4 separate regions of the Homo sapiens genome follow, and regions 1, 2 and 4 are each linked to region 3. A link is a contact called in ENCODE Hi-C or POLR2A ChIA-PET data. All regions are on one chromosome and are shown on one strand. The core of a region is the stretch at or near the end of the contact, and the rest is flanking DNA. Distances in the headings are between cores, read along the strand shown. Region 1 overlaps PPP1R12B (protein phosphatase 1 regulatory subunit 12B). Region 2 overlaps PPP1R12B (protein phosphatase 1 regulatory subunit 12B). Region 3 holds the start of PPP1R12B (protein phosphatase 1 regulatory subunit 12B). Region 4 overlaps PPP1R12B (protein phosphatase 1 regulatory subunit 12B).

Evidence for each region. A loop is a pair of places that touch in the nucleus more often than their neighbours do. ChIA-PET counts read pairs that join two places held with the same protein, here RNA polymerase II (POLR2A). Pooled maps may share reads with other maps.
Region 1: a loop to region 3 is called in a pooled map, with 2.4 times the contacts of the local background. The contact joins the enhancer-like site here to the promoter of PPP1R12B in region 3. A Hi-C loop is called at or near these places in 4 of 50 pooled maps. POLR2A ChIA-PET finds 5 or more read pairs at or near these places in 2 of 52 experiments (HEK293T and PC-9).
Region 2: a loop to region 3 is called in a map of mammary epithelial cell, with 3 times the contacts of the local background. The contact joins the enhancer-like site here to the promoter of PPP1R12B in region 3. A Hi-C loop is called at or near these places in 26 of 168 maps with a recorded cell type or tissue (A673, B cell, CD4-positive, alpha-beta memory T cell and 20 more), 19 of 37 single-sample maps with no recorded cell type and 30 of 50 pooled maps. POLR2A ChIA-PET finds 5 or more read pairs at or near these places in 4 of 52 experiments (A673, BJ, GM12878 and 1 more).
Region 4: a loop to region 3 is called in a pooled map, with 3 times the contacts of the local background. The contact joins the enhancer-like site here to the promoter of PPP1R12B in region 3. A Hi-C loop is called at or near these places in 5 of 37 single-sample maps with no recorded cell type and 8 of 50 pooled maps. POLR2A ChIA-PET finds 5 or more read pairs at or near these places in 3 of 52 experiments (AG04449, MCF 10A and Panc1).

The regions. Positions count from the first base shown.
Region 1 is chr1:202,530,745-202,533,766 of GRCh38, forward strand. The region is part of intron 18 of PPP1R12B (protein phosphatase 1 regulatory subunit 12B); the gene reads left to right. Among named protein-coding and RNA genes, the nearest start is that of SYT2, 180 kb to the right of the region's middle. Within about 2 kb of position 1,401, at least 3 of the 41 ENCODE cell types and tissues checked have a DNase peak (open chromatin) inside an H3K27ac peak, as active enhancers do; they include PC-9, where a contact is called at or near this core.
Region 2 is chr1:202,587,853-202,590,780 of GRCh38, forward strand. PPP1R12B (protein phosphatase 1 regulatory subunit 12B) reads left to right here. Exons shown (of 24, transcript NM_002481.4): 24 at 1-2,928. SYT2 (synaptotagmin 2) reads right to left here. Exons shown (of 9, transcript NM_177402.5): 9 at 2,744-2,928. Among named protein-coding and RNA genes, the nearest start is that of SYT2, 120 kb to the right of the region's middle. RefSeq lists enhancers at 937-2,136, 1,542-1,591. Within about 2 kb of position 1,484, at least 27 of the 41 ENCODE cell types and tissues checked have a DNase peak (open chromatin) inside an H3K27ac peak, as active enhancers do; they include HCT116, IMR-90, ascending aorta and 6 more, where a contact is called at or near this core.
Region 3 is chr1:202,347,225-202,349,994 of GRCh38, forward strand. PPP1R12B (protein phosphatase 1 regulatory subunit 12B) reads left to right here and starts at 1,475. Exons shown (of 24, transcript NM_002481.4): 1 at 1,475-1,918. The coding sequence starts at 1,628. RefSeq lists enhancers at 1,222-1,762, 1,434-1,743.
Region 4 is chr1:202,482,081-202,485,139 of GRCh38, forward strand. The region is part of intron 13 of PPP1R12B (protein phosphatase 1 regulatory subunit 12B); the gene reads left to right. Among named protein-coding and RNA genes, the nearest start is that of PPP1R12B, 130 kb to the left of the region's middle. Within about 2 kb of position 1,456, at least 7 of the 41 ENCODE cell types and tissues checked have a DNase peak (open chromatin) inside an H3K27ac peak, as active enhancers do.

The DNA of each region.
Region 1 (3,022 bases), core at 151-2,650, 180 kb after region 3:
AGCACCATCTCTTCTCCCTACTCCCAGCAACCCACTAGACTATGCAGAAGCCATTAGTGGATATATTTTGTTGGTCTGATTTTTAGCTTTTTTGCTTGTTCACAAAGAACATGTGTCAAAGGCCCTTTATTACACTGAAAGAATTGCGTGACTTTTCTCTGTTCTGCATTTTCTTACATGTGGAATTAAGGCTGACTCTTTACTCTAAAATGATTCATTTTGTGGTAAAGTCCCTAATATGTCTCCCTCACTCAGGAGCATCTGTGCAGGAGTCAACATTAAATGTGAGTTATCATTATTGATCTTCTCCATCACCCCCAAAAGGGGAGGATTTTCACATCGCATAAATTAAACAGGATTGAGATGGAAAAATCAGAAGAAGAAGAAGTGACAAAGAACCTCCTGTTTCCTTTAGAACTTATTTCCTGCCCCCAAGTAATATTTTTGGCCCTTCTAAGTACCCAGTAATAAAACGTCGCTATAAAAGCATAGAATAGTAAATGAAGCTGTTATGAATTCTAGACTATCTTCCAACTTGGCTGTGTGCTGTTGATGGTCTCCTTTAAAAATAAATTGTTTGTTTAGTATGAGATCAAAAATTATTTATATAAAAATATATGGAAGAGTAGGGCTTGATATTTTTTAACAGTATGGAGATCTTTTTAGTGATACAAATTTTGAGATTTCCTATAATCTCTTTGAAGACACGAATCATGTCTTACAGTACTTTGTATATCCCTATCCCTAATAGTACCTTGCATAGAATAAGAACTTAATAGTTGTTAGTTGATGGAAGAAAAGTATCAGTTGAAAATAAAAATAAAAATATTTTCTTTGGATCTTATATTCATAAATGGACTGAAAATGACTGCCCTGTTCCAAAAGGAGGAACAGAGATCTTAAACTATACTTCTTAACTGGTAATACTTGACTCATCACCTTCTTGCCTAAATCTGAACTAAAATACTGTATATTGTATCTACTCAGAAGTTTATAAACTAACCTACCAAAAAATTGATTTGAGGACGAGGCAGAGACATTTTTGAAAGACTAGGTAATTTCCACCTAACTGTTGATCTCCTTTGGGCCTTAAAGGACCTTGTGGTTTTGTTACTAGAAAAGCAGTCCGATCTGGACCCCAAGAAAGGGTTCTTAGATCTCACGCAAGAAAGAATTCAGGGCAAGTCCATACAGTAAAGTGAAAGCAAGTTTATTTAGAAAGTGAAGGAATAAAAGAATGACTCCATAGACAGAGCAGCCCCAAGGGCTGCTGGTTTTATGGTTACTTCTTGATTATATGCTAAACAAGGGGTGGATTATTCATGAGTTTTCCAGGAAAGAGGTGGGCAATTTCCAGAACTGAGGGTTCCTCCCCATTTTAGACCATATAGGGCAACTTCCTGATGTTGCCATGACATTTGTAAACTGTCGTGTCACTGGTGGGAGTGTCTCTTAGCATGCTGATATTTTATAATTAGTGTATAATGAGTCATGAGGACGAACAGAGGTCACTCTCATTGCCATCTTGGTTTTGGTGGGTTTTGGCTGGCTTCTTTATCGCAGCCTGTTTTATCAGCAAGGTCTTTGTGACCTGTATCTTGTGCTGACCTCCTGTCTCATCCTGTGACTGAGAATGCCTTAACCTCTTGGGAATGCAGCCCAGTAGGTCTCAGCCTTATTTACCCAGCCCGTATTCAAGATAGAGTGCCTCTGGTTCAAACACCTTTGACAAAAACATACCAATACCTTAGTCTACTATGTGTAATGCATTCCAACATTTGCTATTCTGTTTATTCACTTTTTATTGATCTGGTTGTGGCCACTAAATTGATTCATAACCTAATAATGAGCCTCATTGTACCTTCAGCCCAAGTGACTGCCTGTTTCCGTTAGCAAACCCAATTCTTTGGTGAACATATAATCTTAGAGTCCTCTGTAAAGAGAGACTATCTTTCAAAGTTGTCAGGAATTAAAAAAGAAAGTCACTTCCTTGTGCCCCTTTCTCACTGTAGTGAGATGAAAAAACTCTGTTTTTTTTTTAAACACTGTTAAACTTACAGAAATATTTCAAGAATAAAGAATTGCTGTATACCCTTTACCTAGAGATCACATTCACTTTTTTTTTTTTTTTTTTTTTTTTTTGAGCTGGAGTTTCACTCATGTTGCCCAGGCTGGAGTGCAATGTTGCGATCTCGGCTCACCCCAACCTCTGCTTCCCAGGTTCAAATGATTCTCCTGCCTCAGCCTCCCGAGTAGCTGGGATTACAGGCATGTGCCACCACACCCGGCTAATTTTGTATTTTCAGTAGACATGGGGTTTCTCCATGTTGGTCAGGCTGGTCTTGAACTCCCGACCTCAGGTGATCTGCCCGCCTCAGCCTCCCAAAGTGCTGGGATTACAGGCGTGACACATTCACATTTTTACCAGTTGTCCTAATGAAGTCCATGGGAGCAGAAAGATCCAATCCAGGATCACTATACCCAATTTTTGTGTATCTCTAGTTAGACTTTCCTTGACTTATATGACCTTGGTTTTTTGGGGGTATTTTGTTTTGTTTTGTTTTGTTTTGTTTTGTTTTGTTGTTGCCCAGGCTGAAGTGCAGTAGTATGATCTTAGCTCACTGTATCCTCTGCCTCTTGTGCTCAGAGGATCCTCCCACCTCAGCATCTTGAGTAGCTGGGACTACGGTGGGCACCACCATGCCTTGCTAATTTTGGGTTTTTTTGTTTTGTTTTGTTTTGTTTTGTTTTTTTGGTAGAGACGGGGTTTTATGACATTGCCCAGGCTAATCTTGAACCCCTGGGCTCAAGAGATTTGCTCTCCTTAGCCTCCCAAAGTGCTGAGATTACGGGCATGAGCCATCACGCCTGGCTGACCTTGATATTTTTGAAGATAGCAGGCCAGTCATATATGTCCCTCAGTTTAGGTTTATTCAGTGTTTTCTCATGATTAGACCCAGCTTATGCATTTTTGGCCACAGTGTCATAGAAGCGATACTGTACTCTTCTCATTTCATGCTGT
Region 2 (2,928 bases), core at 234-2,733, 240 kb after region 3:
GAGTTTGGAGGAAAAAAGACACCAGGAGGCAGGCTGCGGGGTAGGAGAGGGTTCTGAGAGGAGGCAGCAATCCAGAATACCTCCTTTTCTAGCCAGCATCCCTTGAACTTTTGAAAGGTTGTGCCTACCACTGGCTGGCACACCAGGGCAATGATTTCCCTGCAGAAGGAAGGAAAGAATGTTTCACCCTTGCATCCTTCTTGGAGAAGCTACAGCCTGTGCTCAGTTGAGTGGTTCACACTCAGACTTTGGCTTTATGGTTTTCCTTCCTCCTTGTCTTTGCCCTGACCTTGATCAACAGGGGTGAAAAGAACCACCCTGAGGTTTCCATGCCTCTCCCATTTTAGTGGTAGCATTTTGTGTCTTTACTCCACCCTTCACCCTAGTTCCACCAAGGTTCACACACCAGATGTAACTGTTTTTCAGCTGAGTTGTATGGATTAACTTCAGTCCACTGTAAATACACCTGGGATGGGGTGGGGTTGGGGTTGTTTAGGGAGAAGCAGCCAGACTTGCTTTGTGAACTGAATGTATTTTTATGCAATTTTGAGTGGCCTTTCAACCCTAAGATGAATGGTTTTGTTTTACTGGTTGTTGTTATATAGTTTTGAGTATTCTGTGTTTGAAAGTTTGGGAATAATAATATTCACTTCTATATGATGCCTGTAAACACAACAGTATTTATAAATGAGTAAATAAAACTGTGTTTTAACTTTGTGACTGTCTCCACAGTTCAGAGCATGGGATTTCTAGAATCTCACATCTGGGGCAGCCTCTTCTGATTTTACATCTTATCATTGGTGGGGGCCTCGCCCACCAGCCTCCTACAACTCCTGTCCACATAGAGGCCCCTTCCCCAGGGACAGCCACAGTGAGTCATGGCCACTGAGAAGGGTCTCTGGTAGTATCAAGGAATTTCCTAAATGGAGTCAGGCCAAGGAGAAGCCTAGATTGGCGTTCAAAAGAACCGTAAGATAGATAGATAGATAGATAGATAGATAGATAGATAGATAGATAGATATCAAGGTTCCAAGCTTCAAGTAACCAAGAGTATATACGGTTATTTCTTGGAAGACACCAGGTTTAAGTGACAAAGGTGTTGAGGCCATCCAGGTGAACACTAGCACACTCTAGTACATGGGAAAGTTGAGGTCTAGGGAGGTGGTGATTTCCTTGGGCTCATGGAAGTCTCCTGCCATCACCCTTAGTCATCTGCTATATCCATAAGTCTTCATGAGGTCATTGTTTAATTCAGGAGATCCAAAACTATCCTGTAGTTCCAAACTACAAATGTAGTTAACTTGGGGGCTATTGAAGGTTAAATCTAAACTCAAAATGAAGGAGCCATGCCCAGAGAAGAGCTGTTCAGGCCCGCTGGCAGGGTTTGTACGTGGGTGGCCAGGTCTGACCCCAGGCAGCCAGGATCTGGGTCTGGTTTCTCCATCCAGCAAGCCCTGCCTCTGGCTTTGCTCAGCCCTGTGTTTCCTGCCAAGCGGAAATCCCTGGTCACTGACTTGGGGAGAGGTCAGGGAGGGAAGATTCTTCTCCCCTGATGTCACCCAGCTGTTTGTAACCCAAGCAGCAGCAGAACAAGCACACTTGATGTCATGGTTGAAGAATTCAGTCCTGTCCTGGGGCACAAAACAGAGGCAAAGAAGCATGACCGATGCAAAGGGTTCCTAGACTGCAAATGTCATTTCTCTTTCTGACCCCCACTGGTTGTAGTAAGGTCTGCAGATACAGTATCACCTAGCCGTCACGTGGTCCAGCCCTCTTGGGGGGAAAGGAGAAGGCCACAACCTATTGGCAGAGTAAAAAGCTCATATTCTTAGCCAGGAGACCCTCAGGTGATAAATCCCAGTCCGTCTGCTGAAAGGCTCATGCCCCTCACCCTACCCAGCCTTAGGGACTGAAGCAGCAAGACAGGATAGATGTTAAAGGATCTGGGCTCATGCTCCCTCAGGTGGGCAGCTCCCATCCCTGCTTGCATTCACTGCCCCCATGCCTTTGGACCTGATGGACAAGCACACATCTAGCCAACGGTGTTCCTGGAGGACAGGTGCTGGTGTAAACTGACAAAAATGGTAGCTGCTGGTCTATCCTCAAGGAGAGGAGACAGGTGGAAGTGGGAACCGAAGAAGGAGTTTTACTCTTCCCTGGTCTTTGGGGGCAATGCTGTCCCACTCTCCCTTTCCCTAAAAATTCTGACGCCCTATCCCTGGTCCCTAACATCTTTGCTTCAGAAGTTAAAGACATTTCAAGTTATTTGCAAAGAGTCAACTGAGGACTTTGTAGAAATTGTTACTTTTCAAATTCCCACTTCCCAGGGCCAGCCTCCCTCTCGTCATTGGGCTCAGACTGTGGCTGTTCCCTAAGCCCAGCTCTACTGGAAGGGAATTCAAGAATATAGTCCCCACCACCACCCCGCCCCGCCCAGCCTCCCAGACAATGTTCCCCGGCACCACCACACTCCCCACAGTTCCACAGCCTGGCATGTGTTCTCAGGAGATGTGTGGGCCCCAGCACCCACCAGAGTGCCAATCTGGTCTTCCCCCAACCCCAGGAGAGAGGGGACCTCAGCCCCTTTTGGTGCTTCCCTGAAGGGAGATTCTGGGTTAGAAGCCAGAGCCTCAGGACCATCTCACCACCCTCACCCACCATACTGACCCTCACAGGCAGCTCCCACTCCCTCACCCCCACCTCAGCGCAGCAAAAACAACCAGAGACACCCCCCACCCCCAGGTTTCTTTCAGCTCATTTCTTTAATAAGGAGACGCAGTTCATTACAAAATAACAATTTGACAAGAGATCAGACAAGAACAAGAGTCCACATAAGGGAGATGGAGAGCATTGCCAAGCAGAAGTGGGAATGAGAGGGCCGGGGGCAAGGGCTGTACATGTGTCCTTCCTATGGAGACGAAGGCAGGG
Region 3 (2,770 bases), core at 225-2,724:
CCTGTCTCTACAAAAAATACAAAAGTTAGCCAGGCATAGTGACACAGGCCTGTAGTCCCAGCTACTTGGGGGGCTGAGGTGGGAGGATCGCTTCAGCCTGGGAGGTTGAGGCTACAGTGATCCACGACCATGCCACTGCCCTCCAGCCTGGGTGACAGAGCGAGACCCTGTCTCAAACAAAACAAAACAAAACAAAACAATCGGACAGATACATGTTTTATAACCCAGTCTTGGTGAATATAAAAATGTTCTATTTGCTACCTTAGGAATTTAGTATGATTTAGTATGCTTGATAGTATCTTTCTCTAGCTTTGAAAAAAAAAATCATGGGACAGGTACAGTGGCTCAGGGCTGTAATACCAACACTTTGGGAGGCTGAGGCAGGAGGATCGCTTGTGTCTAAGAGTTCCAGACCAGCCTGGGCAACATGGTGAGACCTTGTCTCTACAAAAAAATAAAAAAATAGTGGGTGTGGTGGTGGGCACCTGTAGTCCTAGCTACTGGGGAGACTGAGGTGGGAGGATCGCTTGAGCCCAGGAGGTTGAGTCTGCAGTGAGCCGTGATTGCGCCATTGCACTCAGCCTGGGTGACAGAGTGAGACTCTGTCTCAAAAGAAAAGAAATAAAAATCATGGAAGACATCTATTCTGTCTTGTAAAAATTTAAGGTATATGAAAAGAGTAGAGGAGGAGGAGGAGGGAGAAGGAAGAGAAATTATTTATTGGGATCCAATATGTGCCAAAGATAGTATTAGGCATCCTTGCATGTATTATTTCATTTGATCCACATGACTACCCTGTGAGATGTTATTCCCATTTTACACATAAGAAAACTGGCTAAGAGAAGTCAAGTAATTTGTCTGCGGCTGTGAATTCAATTTAAATTCACAGCTTAAACTCTTTTCACTACATCTGAATGCATCATTTTCAAGATCTTTTCTGGGCCTGGAGTAAGTTGACAGTATTTATGTAAAACATGTAATACTGTATCTGTATGTATGCTCCTCTTCCCCACGCTCATTCACATTTACCGTGATTAATACACATGTTAATAAAACCCTAGACTTAGAACTAGGATATAGAATCCAGTCGTTTAGGTACTTAATGTTTAGTTCTCTCCTCCAGAAAACAGGAATAATTACCGCCTTTTTTCCACTCCAAAGAATTGATGTGATAATTAGGGAGATAAGATTAGTTACTAGTCATAACAAGAATAAACTACAACTCCCAAAATGCCCAGAGGAAGAGGCTGACGCCAGTCCAGGAGACAGTTCCAGCTTTAGGGCAAAGGTGACCCCACTGGGTCCCGTGGCGAAAGAGAGAGCCGCCGGTCCTCGCCTTTTTTCTGATGCATCCAGGGATTTGTAGTTCCCTTACGGCCACCAAGTGCACTTAGGGCAGGCCTCTTACTACGAGTCCCGTGATGACCCGAGGCCGGGCAGCGCCTGCGTATTGAAGCCGAGGGAGCGTGCGGGCGGTACTACTGGCGGGAGGAGTAAAGATGGCGGCGCGAGGGTCTCCGCCCTCTGCTCCGGGCTGAAGCGCTCTGAGAGAGGCGGCAGCGGCAACTCGAGCCCCAACAGTAATTTAGTGTTGGTAGTTTTGGCAGCAGCTGCCGAGGCCGGAGCAATGGCGGAACTGGAGCACCTAGGAGGGAAGCGGGCAGAGTCGGCGCGAATGCGGCGGGCAGAGCAGCTTCGGCGCTGGCGGGGCTCGCTGACAGAGCAGGAGCCTGCGGAGCGACGAGGCGCGGGGCGGCAGCCGCTGACCAGGCGCGGGAGCCCCAGGGTCCGCTTCGAGGACGGTGCTGTCTTTCTGGCCGCCTGCTCTAGCGGGGACACCGACGAGGTGAGAAAGCTTCTGGCAAGAGGTGCTGATATCAACACGGTCAACGTGGACGGCTTGACAGCCCTGCACCAGGTAACTCCTTTCTTGGTCTTAGAGGCGTCCAGTCTCCTACAGATGAGCCTTTGACCCTGCGAGCCACCCCATGGGGAGTATCAGTGTTGCCGCCGACTCCTTCTGCATGGACACTGCCCTTTTGGGCTAATCGGTTTCATTCTTGGCCAGCTTCCTCCACTAATCAAGTCTTTTTCTGACCCCAGGGTCTTAGGAATAGCGTCACCCCGCTGCTTGGTCAGTGTTTGTATTTCCCTCCACCTACTTGTGTTGTCATGGTTACTGGTGATTTTTGTCCCTGGTCTTATCCCTGTAGATTAGTTATCTTCACTTATGTCTGGTTGGCGTGCCTGCACACCGCGTCACTCATAGGCACAGTGTCATTTGTTTGATGCCCTTTCAGAAAATTCAGTTGTTGTGTGTCCCCGTTATAGAATATCTTATATCACTTAAAGAGTAAAGCCCTTTACTGGGTAAAGACAAGCAGGTCTGAAACCACACCTCTTGTTTTGTTGATTTGTAGTACTTCAAAACAGTTTGTGTTGCCTCTAGGCTACAGCTCCTAGAACACGCTGGACCTCGTTGTTTTAGGTATCTTAACTTCCTTCTCAGCAGTGCTACCTCCCTGAGAGCTTCCTATGGAGAACTAAGTTACTGAATTACCTCTGTTTGATACTTATGGAATAGCTTTTCTATTTTTCTATTTTTTTTTCTAAAGTGCTCTATAGAAATCCCATGCCCCATGTATAGCTATACTATATGGATTGTGGATAATCTGTGCTTGGTAACGACACCTTTACTTCTGTCACCTAATGCAGCAATATTCTCTGTCTACTGACTGCCATGACTAACTACCCCTCTCTCCTCAAATGG
Region 4 (3,059 bases), core at 206-2,705, 130 kb after region 3:
TTTTTAATGGATGGATACTGTTCCATTCTGGATATACACATTTTCTTTACCCATTCTTCCATTTTTGAGGACTCAGTTTCATATTTTTGTTAACGTAAATAGTGCTGCCATAAACACGGTAAGGCAGATAACTCTTCAATATACTAATTTCCTTTCCTTTGGATGTGTACACAGTAGTGGGATTGCTGAATCATATGGTAGTTCTATTTTTACGTTTTAAAGGAACCTCCATACTGTTTTCCACAATGGCTGTACTAGCTTACAGTCCCACCAACTTGTGTAAGTGTTCCCCTTTTCTTCACATCCCTGCCAAAACTGGTTTTCTTTTGTCTTTTTGATAATGGTCATTCTAAGTGGTGTGAAATGGTACCTATTGTGGTTTTGATTTTCATTTCCCTGATGGTTTGTGATGTTGACCATTTTTTCATATACTCATTAGCCATTTGTATGACTTCTTTTGAGAAGTAAATGTCTGTTAAGGTCTTTTGCCCATTTTTAAAATCAGGTTTTTGTTTTTTTGTTTTGTTTGCTGCTAAGTTCCTTATATATTCTGGATATTAACTCCTTGTCAGATGTATAGTTTGCAAATTTTCTTTCCCATCCTTTAGGTTGTCTGTTTACTCTGTTTAATAGTTTCCTTTGCTATGCAAAAGCTTTTTAGTTTGTTGCAATCTCATTTGTCCATTTTTGCTTTTGTTTCCTATGCTTTTGAAGTCTTATTTAAAATATCCTAGCTTAGCCCCATGTCATGAAGCATTTCTCCTATGTTATCTTCTAGGTAGTTCCATAGTTTTGGGTTTCCATGTTAAGTCTCTAATCTACTTTGAATTGATTCTTGTATGTGGTGAGAGGTAGGGATTTACTCTCATTCTTCTGCATGTGGATGTCCCACTTTCCCAGCAGCATTTATTGAAGAAACAGTTTCTCCCCTAATGTGTGTTCTTGGCACCTTTGTCAAAAATCAGTTGGCTTTAGGTGTGTCAATTTATTTCTGGGCTTTCTATTCTGTTCCATTGGTCTACGTGTCTGTTTTTATGCCAGTACCATTCTGTTTTTGTTATTATACATTTGTAGTATATTTTTAAGTTATGTAGTGTGATGCTTCCAGCTTTCCACTCAGAATTGCTTTGGCTATTCATTTTTTTTTTCTGGTTTCCTATGAATTTTAGGATTTTGTTTTATTTCTATGAAGAACACCTTTTTTTTTTTTTTTTTTTGACATGGAGTCTTGCTCTGTCGCCCAGGCCAGAATGCAGTAGGCGCAATCTTGGCTAAGATATTAACAAGAAATTACAAAAGATAGAGAACTGGAAAGATAAACCTATGGAAGAGCTTCTAAGAGAAGCCCAAAAAGTATATGTAAAAAGAGAGAAAGACTGACAGAGGGAACAGAGGAAGTCTGTGCCCAAAATCCCAGTGAGTAGTTTGGTGGGAACGACGGTTACAGAACAGGTGACTCAGGATGACTCAGGTCAGAGCAGGTGATAGAGGCTAGGAGGGGGTTGTTTACTGAAGCTAGAGGCAAGAGGGTGAAGAGAACCAGGAAGTTAAGCTTTAAAATGGAGAATAGAGAATAAGAGAGCTGAATATACTGGCATACTGATTCTTTGAAGAGAAACTTGGAGTTCACTACATTTAACACCTACTGTTATAGTATTGCAGTCTATCTCTCCCTTTACCTCTAATAATATTTGCTTTATATATCTGGGCGCTCTGGTCTTGGATGGATGGATGTATTTATAGTTTTTATATCCTCTTGCTTAATTGTACCCTTTATCAATGTCTGATGACCTTCTTTGTCTTCTTTTACAGTTTTTGACTTAAAGTCTGTTTTATCTGACATGGTTACTCCTGCTCACTTGGTTTCCATTTGCATGGAATATCTTTTTCCCTCCCTTTACTTTTATTCTATGTTTGTCTTTAATGGTTAGGTGAGTCTGTTTTAGGCAGTATATAGTTGGGTCTTGTTTTTAATCCGTTCAGCCACTCTATATCTTTTAATTGGATAATTTAATCCATTTATATTTAAGGCTATTATTGATAAAGAAGGTCTTACTCCTGCTATTTTGTAAATTTTTTTTTCTGGTGGTTTTATAGATCCTTCGTTCCTTTCTTCCTCTTTTATTTACTTCTGTGGTTTGGTGGTTTTCTGTAGTGCTGAGCTTTGTTTCCTTCCTCTTTCTTGTTTGTGCCTCTGCAGTAATTTCTTTCTTTCTTTGTGGCTACCATGGGGCTAACATTAAAAGTCTTATAATAGAATGTTTTAAGCTGATAGCAACTTAACTTTGGTTGCATTAAAATACTCTAGACTTCTCTCTTTTGTTTCTGTAATTTACTTTTTTACCTGTGATTGTATTCCTTAGCTACTAATTGTAAGTGTCACGGGTTTTGACCATTTTGACTTTAAACCTTCGTACTAGAGGACTGAGAGACTTACATAGCACCATTAAATCACTGGGCTAGTCTGAATTTGATTTATGAATTTACCTCTATTGGTGAGTTTTATACTTTTACATCTTTTCATGAAAATAATTATAATCTTTTATTTCCAGTTATACCATTCTCTTAAGTATTTCTTGTAAGGCTAGTCTAGTGGTGATGGGTTTTTCTCAGCTTTTGCTTGTCTGGGAAGGTCTTTATTTTTCCTTCATTGGTGGTTGATAGCTCTGCTGGATATAGTATTCTTGGCTGACAGGTTCATTTTTTTCCCCCAAACACTCTGAATATATCATCTCATTCTCTCCTGGCCTACAGGATTTCTCCTGAGAAATCCAGGGGTACAGGGCTGCTGCTTGACCAACTATCAGGCCAAGCATGGGTACAGCAGGGCCACACAACCCTGCAGTGGTCTGTCTTTGGGGCAGGGCTGCTGCTAGACTGGCTGTCAGGCACAGTGGTGTGTGGCCACAGCAGGGCTGGGTGGTTCTGCAGCGGTCTGAGGGATGGAACCACGGTAGAACTGGTTGTTGGGCTGGATGTGGGTGTGCATAGGTTCAGCTGGCCAGCTAGCTGTGCAGTGCAGGTATGTACCGGTGAGGGGACTGGCCAGCAGTTAGGCA